3 separate regions of the Mus musculus genome follow, and all the other regions are linked to region 1. Evidence: chromatin loops called from intact Hi-C (ENCODE). Cell type or tissue: heart. All regions are shown on one strand. Each heading gives the region's core, and the rest is flanking DNA. Links, peaks and the distances in the headings are about the cores only.

Region 1 (4,530 bases), core at 909-3,408:
ACTCTCCTCACCCTCTCAGGTTCCGGATGCTGGAGAGGTTCTGGTCACAGATGGTGGAGAAAAGTCCACTAAAGTCTTTGTCTTGGAGAGGGAGACCAGTCAGGAATTTATTCACCTTAAATGTTTAAGTGAAAAATCTATTAATTTATCTAAAGCCTCGTTCCCTTGTCTGTCTGCCAGCCAAGGAGCTATCCAACTCCTAGTTCCAAAGCATCAGTGATGTCCTTAGGTCTTGAGTCAGGAATGCTGGAAGGGAATCTGGTTTCTTACCTTCCCCTAAGTGAGCCCCCTACTTTGAAGAGTATATGTAAGGGTGAAAATGAAAACTCCCACCCGGATGTCATTAACCTCTTGTGGTGAACAGCTTTGGACTTTACAGATCTAAATGCTCAACACATCCAATTTCAGCCCATTTCCTAAATAATATTAGGGCTACTGTTTAGAACTGGACAGCAGCAATAAAGGACTACTAGGAAAAAAAAAAAAAAACCTAGTTCCTCTGGTCAATGAAATAAAATCTCTGGCCTAACATTCCAAGCTATCTAAAATATAAAAGTTAATTCACTTGGGCCTGTCAATAACCTGACCAGGGGACCATACCTCTGAAAGTTAGGAACATTCCTAGGAAGGTGGGCTCACCTTAAGTTGTGCTAAAGACGTATGCAGAAAATTATCCCTTTAACAAGATGCTGTTTTTCCTAACCGAATTCCTACTCCCTAGTGTAGACCATATCAGCCTCTCTGAGGTTCAGATGGGTCAGCTCACCTTTCTGACCCATGAACTGAGACAGATATAACTTTTTTTAAAAAAATTTCAGATAGTGGTCATAACCTACTAAATACGTGTTTGTTACCATCTTGATAGGGTTTGTTTTCTCTGCCACTTAAAGAATTAAGAGTAAAAAAAAAAAAAAAAAAAAATCTCAGCGCAACAGGTAGCAACAGGGGAAATCTCAGACCCTGCAGGCAGAATCAACTAAAGAACAGCTCTTCCTAGTAGTAAAGAAACAAATGTACAAGAAGGTGGGGGTGGGGTGGGGGGTGGGGACACAGAAAGGCAGAGATCCGGAAACTTTGAAGAGTCTTTCTAACTTAGGGATGTTCAGTTTGAACAAAGACAGGAAAACTGATAGGCCCATCTTTTGGGGTAAATATATCTATTCCATGTTGCTGAACTTGCAGTGCCTGTTCCCAGGCAATGGTCCCTATCCCAGCAGATGCAGTGACTTACAACTTTGCTTCCCTGGGATTTTTTCTTTAAAATTTGAATAAAAATGCTTTAATTGGCAGAGCAAACGAACTGATTCCTGTGTCCCTAGAGAACCTTATGACTGCTACTATGTAACCGCACTTTTCATATTCATAACTGTTTTCTCTTGGTATATTCTCTTGGTATATTTCTCTTTTCTTGGCTGAAAAATGTATGGACTGAGTGAAAAGGAAGGGGAAAGCTTTTGCTATCATGCAGACTACATCATCTCAAGTTTCTCATGGGTGACATTAGACCAGTGGACCTGCCCTGGCTGGGTATCCCTTTATCTCTGTGGCAGGCCTAGGTACCCTTTCTCTAAGGTTCTGTCCATGGTACACTAACTAAATCTGACTTTAAATAAGCAGACTCCAGACTTAGTTTCCAGGGGGAAGTGGGAAAGCTCTTCTTTGGAAAAACCAAGTCTAAATTCTTTTTAAATGCAGTTATCAAGATGAGCGGATGCGGGGCGTGGTGGTGCACACCTTTAATCCTAGCACTTGGTAGACAGAGGCAGGCAGATTTCTGAGTTCGAGGCCAGTCTGGTCTACAAAGTGAGTTCCAGGACAGCCAGGGCTATACAGAGAAACCCTGTCTCGAAAAACAAAACAAAACAAAAAACAAAAAAAAAAAAGAAAAAAAAAAAGAAAAAAGAGTGGATTTCTGCCCGGGCCATGAGAGCTTTGGCTGCAATATGGCATGTGTGCCCCACTTATTAAATTAAGAGTTTACCACCAAGCTCTAATGTGTGTGTGTGTGGGGGGGGGGGGGGTGGGGGGGTTGGGGGGGGGGTGTCTGATCGCTTATCCAATTAGTACCACGGAGCACAGCACGAGCTATCCAATCAGAAGCGCCGATTGGTGAAGCGGACGTTCCTCACCGGCCTTCTCTTACTTGCCAGACTATTGTGGTGATAGAGTTCTGCCAGCTGAGGGAGTCACAGGTATCCGTTCAGGGTCCGTGTTGTGTGGCTGCCAACACCAGGATCATTCCTAAGGCCCCAGCAAGCCTTGGGCTCAGCTATGGTAAGTGTCCTTACGGCCAGCTGTCCAATCAGGAACGCCGGCAGAAAGCGGATATGCCTCACCCGCCATCTTTCTTCCTGGCACGGTCTGGTCAGCTGAGAGGGCAGCGGGTACGGTTAAGCCTCTTTGGCTCCGGGACAGCTGACCTCTGGAGCCTTCTTGAAACTACAAGAGGGCCCGGGAGCAGACGAGGCGAACGTCGGGGCAATGTAAGGGGCGCCGGGTGTTCCCCGGGTAGATGCCTCAGTCCTACATCCTCAGTCCTACATTGCTTTGGGTGCTGCGGGACTCAGGGTTTCTCTGCACTCTAGGTGGCAGGACCCCGGCGGGCAGCCCCATCTCTTGCAGAATCCTGTACTTCTGTCTCCTCAGCGAGACGCCTCCTGTAAAGTACAGGTAGATGGGCATGTTAACACATGACCACTACACCAGCCCATACGACATGATGACGAATTGAAGGCCAGTTAGGACATAGACCCTGTCTCAAAGAGGAAAAAAAAAAAGTAACTTGAAAATATGGTTTATTTACTTCACAAGTCCAGGTTACAGTCTATCGTCTATCGCTGCAGAAAAGAACTCTGCCCAACCATTCTAAAATATAATAAAGTATGCTTTGAGGAGAATAGCAAGTGATGACTAAGCCACCTTACCTGTAGAATGGGCTAGAAGGAAGCCTGGTGATATCCACGAAAGATGTGGGAAAATGACCTGAAAGGCAGTTTGCAGAGCTTCAAAGCTTTCCTTCCTGTATTTGCAAAAGCATGGGTTATTTTGTTCATGTTGTTTATGGTGATATATTTTTGTTTGTTTTATTTTAAGACAAAAAATCTCATTATGTAGCCCAGGCTGGACACAAAGTAACAGTCCTTCCTCAGCCTCCTAAGTGATAAGGTTATAGGAATACATCAACATGCCGTGCCCTTGATACAGAAGAATTTAATGTAGGGGAGGCAGATCAGGGTACTAAATAACCTTGAGGCTGACTAAGGCCACAGTAAATCTCTTTTCACCCTGTTGTGCTTAAATGAGTCAGTGTTTCCCTTCTGCCTACTGATGAGACGACAGAAAGAAATCTCAGTATACGGTTCTAATACTCCAGGTCCACAGAATAGAAAGAAGAGTAGATTTTTCCCCCCTGTATATTCCAAGAAATCTCTCCAGCACTCCTAAAGCCAAGGCAAAATTGTATGGTAGGAGCAGAGGTATCACAGACCCCACAAAGCAGAAAAAGCCCAGGGAAATTGAGGGAGTGAGGCTGCTGCAGTCTTTAACAGTAAAGTCCATGGAAGAAGGGTTACCCTTAAGACCTCACAGATAAAGAGTCACCTGCATACAGGATAGCTCTGTGGCAGTCACAAGGACAGTTGCTCAATACATGACAACTAAAGTATTTGCTTCATCTCCCAGAGGGTTTTAGACAACTCTACCCAAGTTTTGTGAGCTTTGAGCATGGCTAGTATCTTCTGGTCAAACTACTTACTTTCGGTATAGATTCTGGAGTTTCAGTTTAACAGGTGTTTGAAAACATTAAATGAAGTCTTCTAGACGTAAATATTTGTAACTTTAAATTGTGGGTAGATCTGAGTAACATCATGACATATGCAGCTCTGCTAGTGCATCATTCACCTCATATAATCTCATCATATAGCAGCTATGTGACTTCACATCAGCCCACGAAGAAAGGTGAGTGTGGTGCACCATGGCATTGAGACAGAAACTGACTCATTATATATTGCGATTATAGTTCGAGTTCACCATTATATGTTGTTGTAAATACCTTCTTGTGTCTAGTTAGCAAATTAACATTTCTCACATGTCTGTATAGGGAAAACCATAGTGGTTAGGCTAACTACTTGCCACTATTTTAGTCTTCCACTACAGGTCTTGAAACATACCTCCTTCAGATACTGATGAGTTCTGCGCTTCTTTTCTTCCTTTTTATACACACTTGTGGACATGTATTTTGATCTTTCCCACCTGCTGTTGTACTTGGTTACCCCACCCCCTTCTGCAGAACCTGCTCTCACCTCAGCTCCCCTCCTGCCGTCACTGCTTTGTTCATTTGTGACCTTAGGATGCTAATCATGGTTACCTTAGTGAACGTGGCTGAGAGTTATTTACTGAAGCATGGCCAGTTTATCAGTGGCTACACTTCTGAAAACACTGACTCTTCTCCAGCAAGCCATTGACCTCTAAATAGTTCCTCAGGAACAGTGGGGCCTGACAACGGGATGTTGGGGAGGCCCCATTGTGCAG
Region 2 (4,530 bases), core at 1,392-3,891, 97 kb before region 1:
TGTGTCTCCTGTTAGCACAGCTCCCCTAGAGGCAGGTAAGTGGCATGCGGATCCTCGATTGTATGTGGAGGTGTGGGCTGGAAGGATTATAATTTTTTTATCAACTGAATAATATTGAATTGTGTAAACATATTACATTTTCATTATTAATTCATGAGTTATTTGACATCTGGGCTATTTCCAGTTTATGGCTATTATCAATACAACAGCAATGAGCAGGGATGAGCAATTATCTCTGTAGAAAATATAGAATCCTATGCATATATGTTCAAGAATGGCATAACTGGATATTGGGATAGATTGAGTCTCAGCTTCCTGAAAAAACTCAATGCTGATTTACATGGTGACTGCACAAGTTTGCATGCCTACCAGCAATGAATATATATTCCATTTCCCCACATCTTTGCTACCATGTGCTGACATTTGTTTTATTGATTGCCATTTTGCCATTTTGTAATATGTTTACACAATTCAATATTATTCAGTTGCCATTTTGACTGTGGCAAGATGAAGTCCTAAAGTGGTTTTAATTTGTATTTCTCTGAAGGCTAAGAATATTTCTTTTAGTTGTTTTGAGCCATTTGATTTTCATTTTATGAGACCACCCTGTGCAGTTCTGTATATTATTTTTAATTAAGTTATTTGTTTTCTTGATGTTCAGGGTTGGTTTTTTATTGTTGTTACTGTTTGTTTTTTAGTTCTTTATATAGTCTATACACATACCTTCTGATGGATGTATTTTTCCATTTTGTAGGCTGCTGCAATTTACCCCCCCCCCCAGGCCTTTAGGCCCCCCCCCAGGCCTTTAGGCCCCGCCCACCGACTTTAGGCCCCACCCACAGGCCTTTAGTAAGATAGTAAGTAGTAAGATAGAAGCTGTAATTAAACATCTCACAACCAAGAAAGGCTCAGGGCTGGATGGATGCAGTGAGAAATTCTACTATTCTTTCAAAGAAAAGCTAACAGTGGTACTCCCCAAATTACTCTACAAAATAGAAACTGAAGGAACATTTCCTAATATTTTTTGTGAAGCTACTGTTTCCCTGATAACAACACTGCACAAAGATCCGATTAAAAATTGCAGATCAATATCCCTTATGAATACAGATGCATTTTTTCAATAAGGTTTTGTAAGCTTAATTTAAAAATTCATCAAATAGATTGTTCACCATGATTGAGTTGGCTTCATCTCAGAGATGGTTTACAGATATGTAAACCCACAAAGGCATTCCAACACAAACAGACCGAAAGACAAAGCCCACATGATTACCTTATTAGGTGCACAAAAGGAGTTTGATACAATTCAAAACTCAATGATAAAATTTCTGGAGAGACGAGAGATTTAAGGGACATACCTCAATATGATCAAAGCAATTTACAGCAAGCACACAGTCAACATCATCCTAAACTTTTAGAAACTCAAAGCATTTCCACTAAAATCAGGCCTAACCTACGCAGTGGTAGCACATGCCTTTAATCCCAGCACTTGGGAGGCAGAGGCAGGCAGATCTCTGAGTTCGAGCCAGCCTGGTCTACAAAGTGAGTTCCATGACAGGCAAGGCTGCATATAAAAACCCTGTCTTGAAAAATCTAAACCAAAGGCAAAACCCATAACTTGAGTGTGGATGACACTTTCCCCCTTGTGACTATTAAGGCATTGGAAGGTCAGTCTCCTGGTAGAGAAAGTAGTGGAAGACATGGAGAGCTTCCAGAGTGAATGTTCGGTGTCTCTGGCTCATTATGACCTGTAAGGAGACAGTTGTCTGAGTCCAGTAGTCTTAAGGACAACTTCTCCATCTTACTGGTTGGGTCAAACTGAGTTCATGTTCCCAGGCCCAGGAACCAACTCTGATTCTGTTGTTTCACATGCTTCTTGCTTGTCTGATAACCAGTAAAGAATATATAAAAAAAAAAAAAAAAAAAGAAGTTGCCTGTTAAGGAAACTAAGGTACACACGCCATAAATCTATACACTGATTGCCTGTCATGACCTAACTGATTACATGCAGCTTGCCCACCCCTTTGCACCCTTATCATTTTGAGTTACAGGCCAAATGTCCAGGATTTCAAGGACATTGAAACTGGGTGGCCCCAGATAAGGCCCAGTCGCCAATGTGCATCACCTTCCTGACTGACTGCTCCCAGTCAGGGGCAGAGCCACAATGGAAACTCCTTTGTTCAACCCATTGTGTCAAAATATGAGTGGACGGGCTGGAGAGATGGCTCAGCGGTTAAGAGCACTGACTGCTCTTCTGAAGATCCTGAGTTCAATTCCCAGCAACCGCATGGTGGCTCACAACCATCCGTAAGGAGATCTGGCGCCCTCTTCTGGAATGTCTGAAGACAGCTACAATGTACTTACATGTAATAAATAAATCTTTAAAAAAAAATATGAGTGGACAATGCTACAGCCCACCCGGCTTCCCCCTGAACTTGTGGTTTCATCCTTTAATATGCTATACTATTTCCCTTCAGGTATGCAGTAGAGATCCCGAGCTGGCTACCTCTCTGTGTACTCAGAGAATAAAACTTTCATTTTAAGCTGCTGTCTTTGAAATCAATTTTCTTGGCTTCTCCCCGAACCTAACAGATCCACTGTGAAGCTCTTGGTCCAAAATCAGTGTTGATCTGGGAGGCTGAGACCATTTTACATTCCTGAATATAGAGGATTTCCTTGGGCAAAGAAACCTTTTTGGCTGACGTCCAAAGGCTGCTTTTCAGACCTGTTGAATCCTTTGTAGAAAACTTCGGGTGTGCAATTCCATTTTTCTCCAGACAATTTATAGTTGAATTCATTGTTGATATGTTTTAATTTTCTTGGCAGAAAACGGGTATATTGAAACACAAGGTTTGCGAAAGCTTTAGCTTAACCTCCCCAAATCTTGAGCTTGCATGTCAGGTCCTCTTTTTTTCCCTATGCCCCCAGATTGACATAGGGACTCTTCCTAAGGAAAAGTCTTGGGTTTTCTCCTTGGGGTACTGACACTAGAGGCTCCACTGTAAAGCTGTAGCATTAGTTCTTTAGGGGATAGGGTGTGTAGTTGGAAAACGCATGCACTAAGAATCCTGCTGAATGTTTCCTTAAATGCCACAAAACTTCAGGTTGCGCCAGGTTTGTTCTAGTGAAGAGCAAGCTAAAAGGGTCATGAGTGACAACTGTGATTTTAGCTGCAGCGGTACTCAGAAAGGCTGATTTCTTTTTAATTAAGCTCGTAGGAGGCAGGGGGAGTTATTCACCAATCAACGGCGCTGTTATTCCCCTGTCCAATAAGAAGCGCAGATAATCGAAGGGTTCCTCACTTGCTACCATCTTGAAGCCGGTGCAGCTGCGGGAAGAGTCGTGTCAACTCTTCTTCGGTTACTGTCACTTCTTCTAATTTCAGGCTCCTTGGAGAGGACACAGTATGCATCAAAAGCAGAGAATGGTGAGTGTGTCACGGGCTCCTGGCTTCGAGGATGGCAGATCTGTGACACTGCCAGGAGACCAGGGTCCAGTTCTGTCCCTTCACTACGAAACGGGTTTCATGCCAGTCCTTTCAGTGTGGGTCCATGCCTCGAACTTACACCTCTGCAGAATTTGCAGCGCTGGTAGATTGGTGATGCTGAACGCAAACTGCGTTTTGAACGACAGAGGGTGTGTGAGCGCTGTTGCGGGTCTTTCTGCCCTTGCACTTTCGTTTGCCCTGCTGTAGTTTTCCTCCGTGATCACGGTGTGTTTTTCTTTCGTTTTCTTTATTTTTTTCAGCTGTTGGGGGTCCCCCCAAAACAAAACACAAGCAGGCACAAGAGTCCAGCAAAGCAAGATCTTTATTTTAATTAAGCAGAAAAACCTGACCGGTCAGGGACAATAGCATAGACCCCGTCCCGGAAGGAAAATTGCACAGCATATTTCGGATGAGACCTCAGAGCAAAGGGGAGTGGAGTGAGTGGGCTGTAGCGTTGTCCAGCCGTATTTTGACATAAGGGGTTGGGCAAGGGAGTCGCCAATGTGATTTTGATGACTCCTGCGGCTTGTCACAGGAAAGGGGTAAAGGAATCATTGGTGATGAAGCCTCCCCTGGGCCACCTGGTTTCAAGGCTTTTTTCTCAGAATCTTGGTGGTCAGGCCTCATCCTGGACATTTGGTGAGTAACTCAAAATGATGAGGGGCAAAGGAGCTGGTTCCTGGGCCTGGGAACACGGACTCAGTTTGTTTCTGTCAGCAGGATAGTGAAGCTGTCCTTGAGATGCGTGGATTCAGACAACTGTCTCCTTACAGTAGGGCCAGTTGAACCCGAGGCTTTATTTATGTTAGGCAAAGGCTCCTTGTTGTGTAGAGGGCATTTTTCTCCATTGGAAATCTATTTCAACCTCGCTTTTGAGCTCTCTTTTGAATAATAATGCTGGTCAAAATAGTTAAAAGTGGAAATATGGAAAAATGGGGGGAAAGCCTGAGGGAAGGGATTCATGTAGCTGTAATTTGGTTTTCCTTGGTGGGTTTCTCCGAACAGAAAGAATTAGGAGAGTTCGTCAATTAGTCTTTAATTGGAAT
Region 3 (4,530 bases), core at 1,392-3,891, 310 kb after region 1:
GCAGATGTGCACAGGAACACGAACAACACAAACCCCAAAATATATCTTTTTCCAAAATAAATTAGACAGATCTTAAATGAACAACCTGAAGAAGCACCTGAAGGCTTTGGGAAAACAAGATCCCAAAGTCCAAATCCCTAAGTGAGCGAAATAATGACGATCAAGTCTGAAATTAAGTAAAAAATTAACTAAAAAACAAAATAAAACCCACTGAAGTGGAGGGATGGCTCAGAAGAGCATGTGTGCCTTTTGCAGAGGATCCGAGTTTAGTTCCCAGGACTTACATAATGGACCAGAACCATCTATAACTCCCTCATGAATCTAATGTTTTCTTCTAACCTCTGTGAGCATCTGGGAAACATGTTACATATCTTTTCTGTCAGGCGAAATGTTCACATAATATATATATATATATATATATATATTCATTCTACAAAATTGAGTTGGTGTTGAAAAGATAAACATAATTGATAAACCCTTAGCCAAATAAAACAAGACACACATTAATGAAATGGGAGCTGAGGAAGGAGGCATTCCAATAGACACCAAAGAAATTCAGAGAATCATGGTAACATACTTGAAAATCTTATATCTCCAGGTTGTGTGTGGTGGCGCACGCCTTTAATCCTAGCACTTAGGAGGCAGAGGCAGGCTGATCTCTGTCAGTTCAAGGCAAGCCTCATCTATATAGCACGTTCCAGGCCAGCCAAGGCTACACACAGTAAAACTCTGCCTGGAAATAAAAAAAATTAGTATGCATTCCATGCTTGCCACTAAGCAGTCAATGACACACATGCTGCTAAAGAGAAAATCCTGGGATCTTCCTGCCAGAATCTAAGGGAGAAAAACTGTACAGCAGGATGAGCACAGGGCTGACTCTGTAGAATGTTTACTTAGTATGGAGACGCCCCCCCACCCCCACCCTCGGTCCCAGCACCAGCACCACATCAAAGCAAGTGTGCTGGCTCATGCCTTGAAATCCTAAAACCTGAAGGCAGGAGGATCCCAAGTTCAAGGTCATCTACATATGGAGTTTCATGATAGCCAGGGATCTATGAAACCCGGTTTTAAAATAAAAGTAAAAGTAAAAATAAATGAAGCCGAAGAAATGAGTCAACAGGCAAAAGCAGTCGTCAAGCATGCGTTGTGACCTGTGTTTGATCCCTGAACCCAGGGAATGGACAGGAGAACCAACTCCAACCCCACAAGGGAGTCCTTTGACCTGCACAGTATATACTATGGCACGGGAGCCCAAAGATTGGCTCACCACACATGAACAACACTAATAAAATTTGAAATGTTTTGTGCACTCAAACCAACTCTCAAAAAAATACCTCATCCAGAAGATAGAAGACACGTATGTTTTTCTCCCAGATGGCCCCTGTCCACACTTTCCCTAGTCGCAAATTACACTGTCTAGAAAAACGATTTACATAAGGGCAAAGGAAACAACCGAAGATGTTAATATTTTTCTAGAGGACTGTAATCTTGGTAAATACTAATTAAGGAGCCCACCTTGTAGGGCATGATGGTGCTCGCATCTAAACTGCAGTTCTCAGGAAGCAGAAGCAGGCAGATCTCTTGAGTTCAAGGTAGGCCTGGTCTACGTAATGAGTTCCAAGAAAGGAAAGAAGACAAACAAACACACATTACAGGCAGAGGCAGGAGAATCTCTGAGTTCGAAGCCAGCCTGGTCTACCAAGTGAGTTCCAGGGTAGCCAGGGCTACTGAGAAACCCTGTCTGAAAAACAAAGAAATCAACCAATCAAAAACTCACCAGCACCACTGCCACCAAAAGCACATTACATATTCCTTCTCTTTGGAGAAGCAGCCTAGAGCAAAACTAATACAAAATCAAGGAGACCTCAGAAAACAATAAAGCAGGCCAAACGCAAGTGCAAGGTCAGACCAGCAGTAACGCTCAACACCCACGTCCTTTCACTACACTGACCAGACCGCATCACCAACCCGTGAGCGCTGCAAAGTCTGCAGGGTGCAGGACCACCGAGCTCATTCCCCATGATAGCCAAGGGACTGGGATAAAGCAGTTTTACAGCGACAGGGCAGGAGGAGCCTCCGACTCCTGGCTCCGCCGGTGCCAAGCTCCACCTCGAACTGCAGCACAGCGCCAGAGGAACGTCGGGTCGGCGGTGCCAAGCTGCGCCAGGCTACGTCAAAGCCGCGGCCCACGACTCCGGGAGCAACCGTGTACTCACCATTTCCAGCTTCGGACGCATGCGGGGGTCCTTCGGAAGAGCCTGCCGACAAAATAGGTGGCACTGACTGAAACCAGCTGTCACAACACCTCACAAAAGCTACACGGGATTCAAAAATGGAGCCAGGGGCAGAAACTTCAGAACATCCGTGTTCCTCATTTGACAGTTCCAGCAAGGAAGTAACAGCGGCTCTGATTGGCGAAAGATGCTGGACCCGCCTTCTTATTCGTGAGTAGCAGGATCAACAACCTCTCCCATACTTGACGCAAATGGGGAAAAAAAAAAAAAAAAAAAAGATAGAGCAACACCCAATCTTAACCCAGACGTTCCGTTTGGAGTAAATATGTGGGATCCTTGCATTTAAGCACGACGCCTTCTGGGATTTTAGTGCACGCACTCGCTTTGTCGTGTACTCAGTGGGCTTCTACTGTTTCACATAAAATAGCGCTACAGATTGGCTCTGGACATCCCAGACTCAGTGTAGGGAAAGGAAAACCCATGACCCCAAACAGAGAAGGTTACCCGGTCAGGAGAGGACAGTGCCAATAATGAGTGCCAACTTAAGAATCTGAGATGAGGCAAATGGACTTTTGCACCTATATTTTTTGAAAGTTAAGATTTAAAATGTTGATTGAGCCCCAGGTTTGAAAGAAACCTGTACAAATATGTTAAAGCTTTGTCTGAAGAAATAATATTTTAAAACACGTTTGATAAAGACATATGCTTTTGCAAATGTCTCTTCTTACAGGCTTTACTTGGACTACTTCTGGGTATTGAACATTATTACTATAAACCAAGCCAAGAGCAGAAAGCAACATATATGAATTAATAATGTAAATAGAAAAAAACTTGTAAGCAAAGAAGAGGCTTTCGCTCCGGTACTGGTTGGCCTTTTGTCGACTTGATGTTAGTGGGGGTCATCTGAGAGAAGGGAACTCAACTTAGAAATGCCTCCATTAGATTGGCTATAGGCAAGACTGTAGAATATTTTTGGATTAAAGAATGATGTGTGTGTGTGGGGGGGGGGGGGTTTCCAATCTACTGTATTAATGCATACTTAGGTAGATAGGCCTAGGCTGTATAAAAAGGGAGAGTGAACATGCAGTATTTCCCCATGACCTCTACTTCAGTTCCCACCTCCAAATTTCTTCTTGAGTCCTGTGATGATTATTTTTCTGGTTGTCAACTTGACTCTGTTAGTCATGAAATCAAATCTGGGAATGGAGGACATACCTGTGAGAACTTTTTGCTTGCTTTGGAGTCGGTGATTCTGCTTCAGGTCTGGACCTTTGAGGTAGGGAGTCCCAGGCCTTTGAACCAAACCTTGAATCAGCTCTAATCTAGGCTACAGGCTTTGCTAGAGCTGGACGAGGAAGCTTCTGCTCCTGCCTGCTTGCCCTAGCCTTGCTAGCATGTCCATTCCTTCACTGGCATCAGAACCTTACTTTTTAGGGATTCCAGCATAAGCTGAAGACCAGCTGAGACATTTAGCCTCGTGGTCTGAGAAACTACAGGATTCTTGGGCTTTCCATCCACAGCCAACCATTGTTGGATTAGCTAGACCGCAGCCTGTGAGTCTTTCCAGTAAACCCCTTTTCTATACATATAGAAAGATTCATTCTGTAAGCTTTGTTACTCTCAAGAACTCTAATAATTTCCCTTCATGATGAACTTTAAGCCATAAGATAAAATACATCCTTCCCTAAACAAAGTTGCTTTTGTTTAAAGCAATGGAAAGAAAAGATAGAACCATTTCAACTAAACTCTTATTCAATGACCAGAAAACACAGTGAAAAGGTATGTTAAGAAATGAAGTCACACATGAGATACCTTTTATAAAATACTAACAGTCAAGTAGATCACACAAAAGACACATAGGTCTTATAAAATTACTGATTTTACTTCTGCCTTTAGAATATGTTCTGAATTGAAATAAATTGAATGAGAGAGAGAGAAAGAGAGAGAGAGAAAGAGAGAGAGAGAGAGAGAGAGAGAGAGAGAGAGAGAACCAGTGACTGGGTGAAGGTTATAATCAGAAACTTCTCAAAACCAGTACAAATAGTCAATGAATATATAAAAGCTAGTCAACTATTTTGCCAAGAAGGAAATTCACAGAAAAGAAGTAAATGAGACCAACATTTGTATCTCTTTGATCTCTTTTTTTGTCTAATTTCTCTGGCTATAATTTTGAATACTATATTAGAGAGAAAGAGAGAGAGAGAGAGACAGGGAGAGAGAGAGAGAGAGAGAGAGAGAGAGAGAGAGAGAGAGAGAGGAGACCCTTGTCTAGTCCCTGATTTTAATGGGTTTCTCC

The links. Peaks named below come from ENCODE experiments on the same cell type or tissue, not always from the same donor. Only the 100,000 strongest peaks of a DNase experiment are listed, where the experiment ranks them.
Region 2: it touches region 1 in a loop (2.2-fold over the local background); 6 of 42 quality-filtered maps call a loop at or near these places.
Region 3: it touches region 1 in a loop (2.1-fold over the local background); 8 of 42 quality-filtered maps call a loop at or near these places.

The regions. Positions count from the first base shown.
Region 1 is chr17:33,087,206-33,091,735 of GRCm38, forward strand. Zfp563 (zinc finger protein 563) reads left to right here and starts at 2,162. Exons shown (of 4, transcript NM_001024950.2): 1 at 2,162-2,274. The coding sequence starts at 2,272. In heart, for the core only: a CTCF peak has its summit at 2,206 (motif pointing right); a DNase peak (open chromatin) is centred at 2,176; H3K4me3 peaks cover 1,429 bases; H3K27ac peaks cover 1,009 bases.
Region 2 is chr17:32,989,835-32,994,364 of GRCm38, forward strand. It overlaps Zfp952 (zinc finger protein 952), which reads left to right and starts at 3,305. Exons shown (of 4, transcript NM_001045559.1): 1 at 3,305-3,424. The coding sequence starts at 3,404. In heart, for the core only: a CTCF peak has its summit at 2,336 (motif pointing left); a DNase peak (open chromatin) is centred at 3,257; H3K4me3 peaks cover 1,103 bases; H3K27ac peaks cover 1,176 bases.
Region 3 is chr17:33,392,272-33,396,801 of GRCm38, forward strand. Zfp101 (zinc finger protein 101) reads right to left here and starts at 2,366. Exons shown (of 4, transcript NM_009542.2): 1 at 2,217-2,366. The coding sequence starts at 2,237. In heart, for the core only: no CTCF peak of the experiment used is centred there; a DNase peak (open chromatin) is centred at 2,420; H3K4me3 peaks cover 1,587 bases; H3K27ac peaks cover 1,429 bases.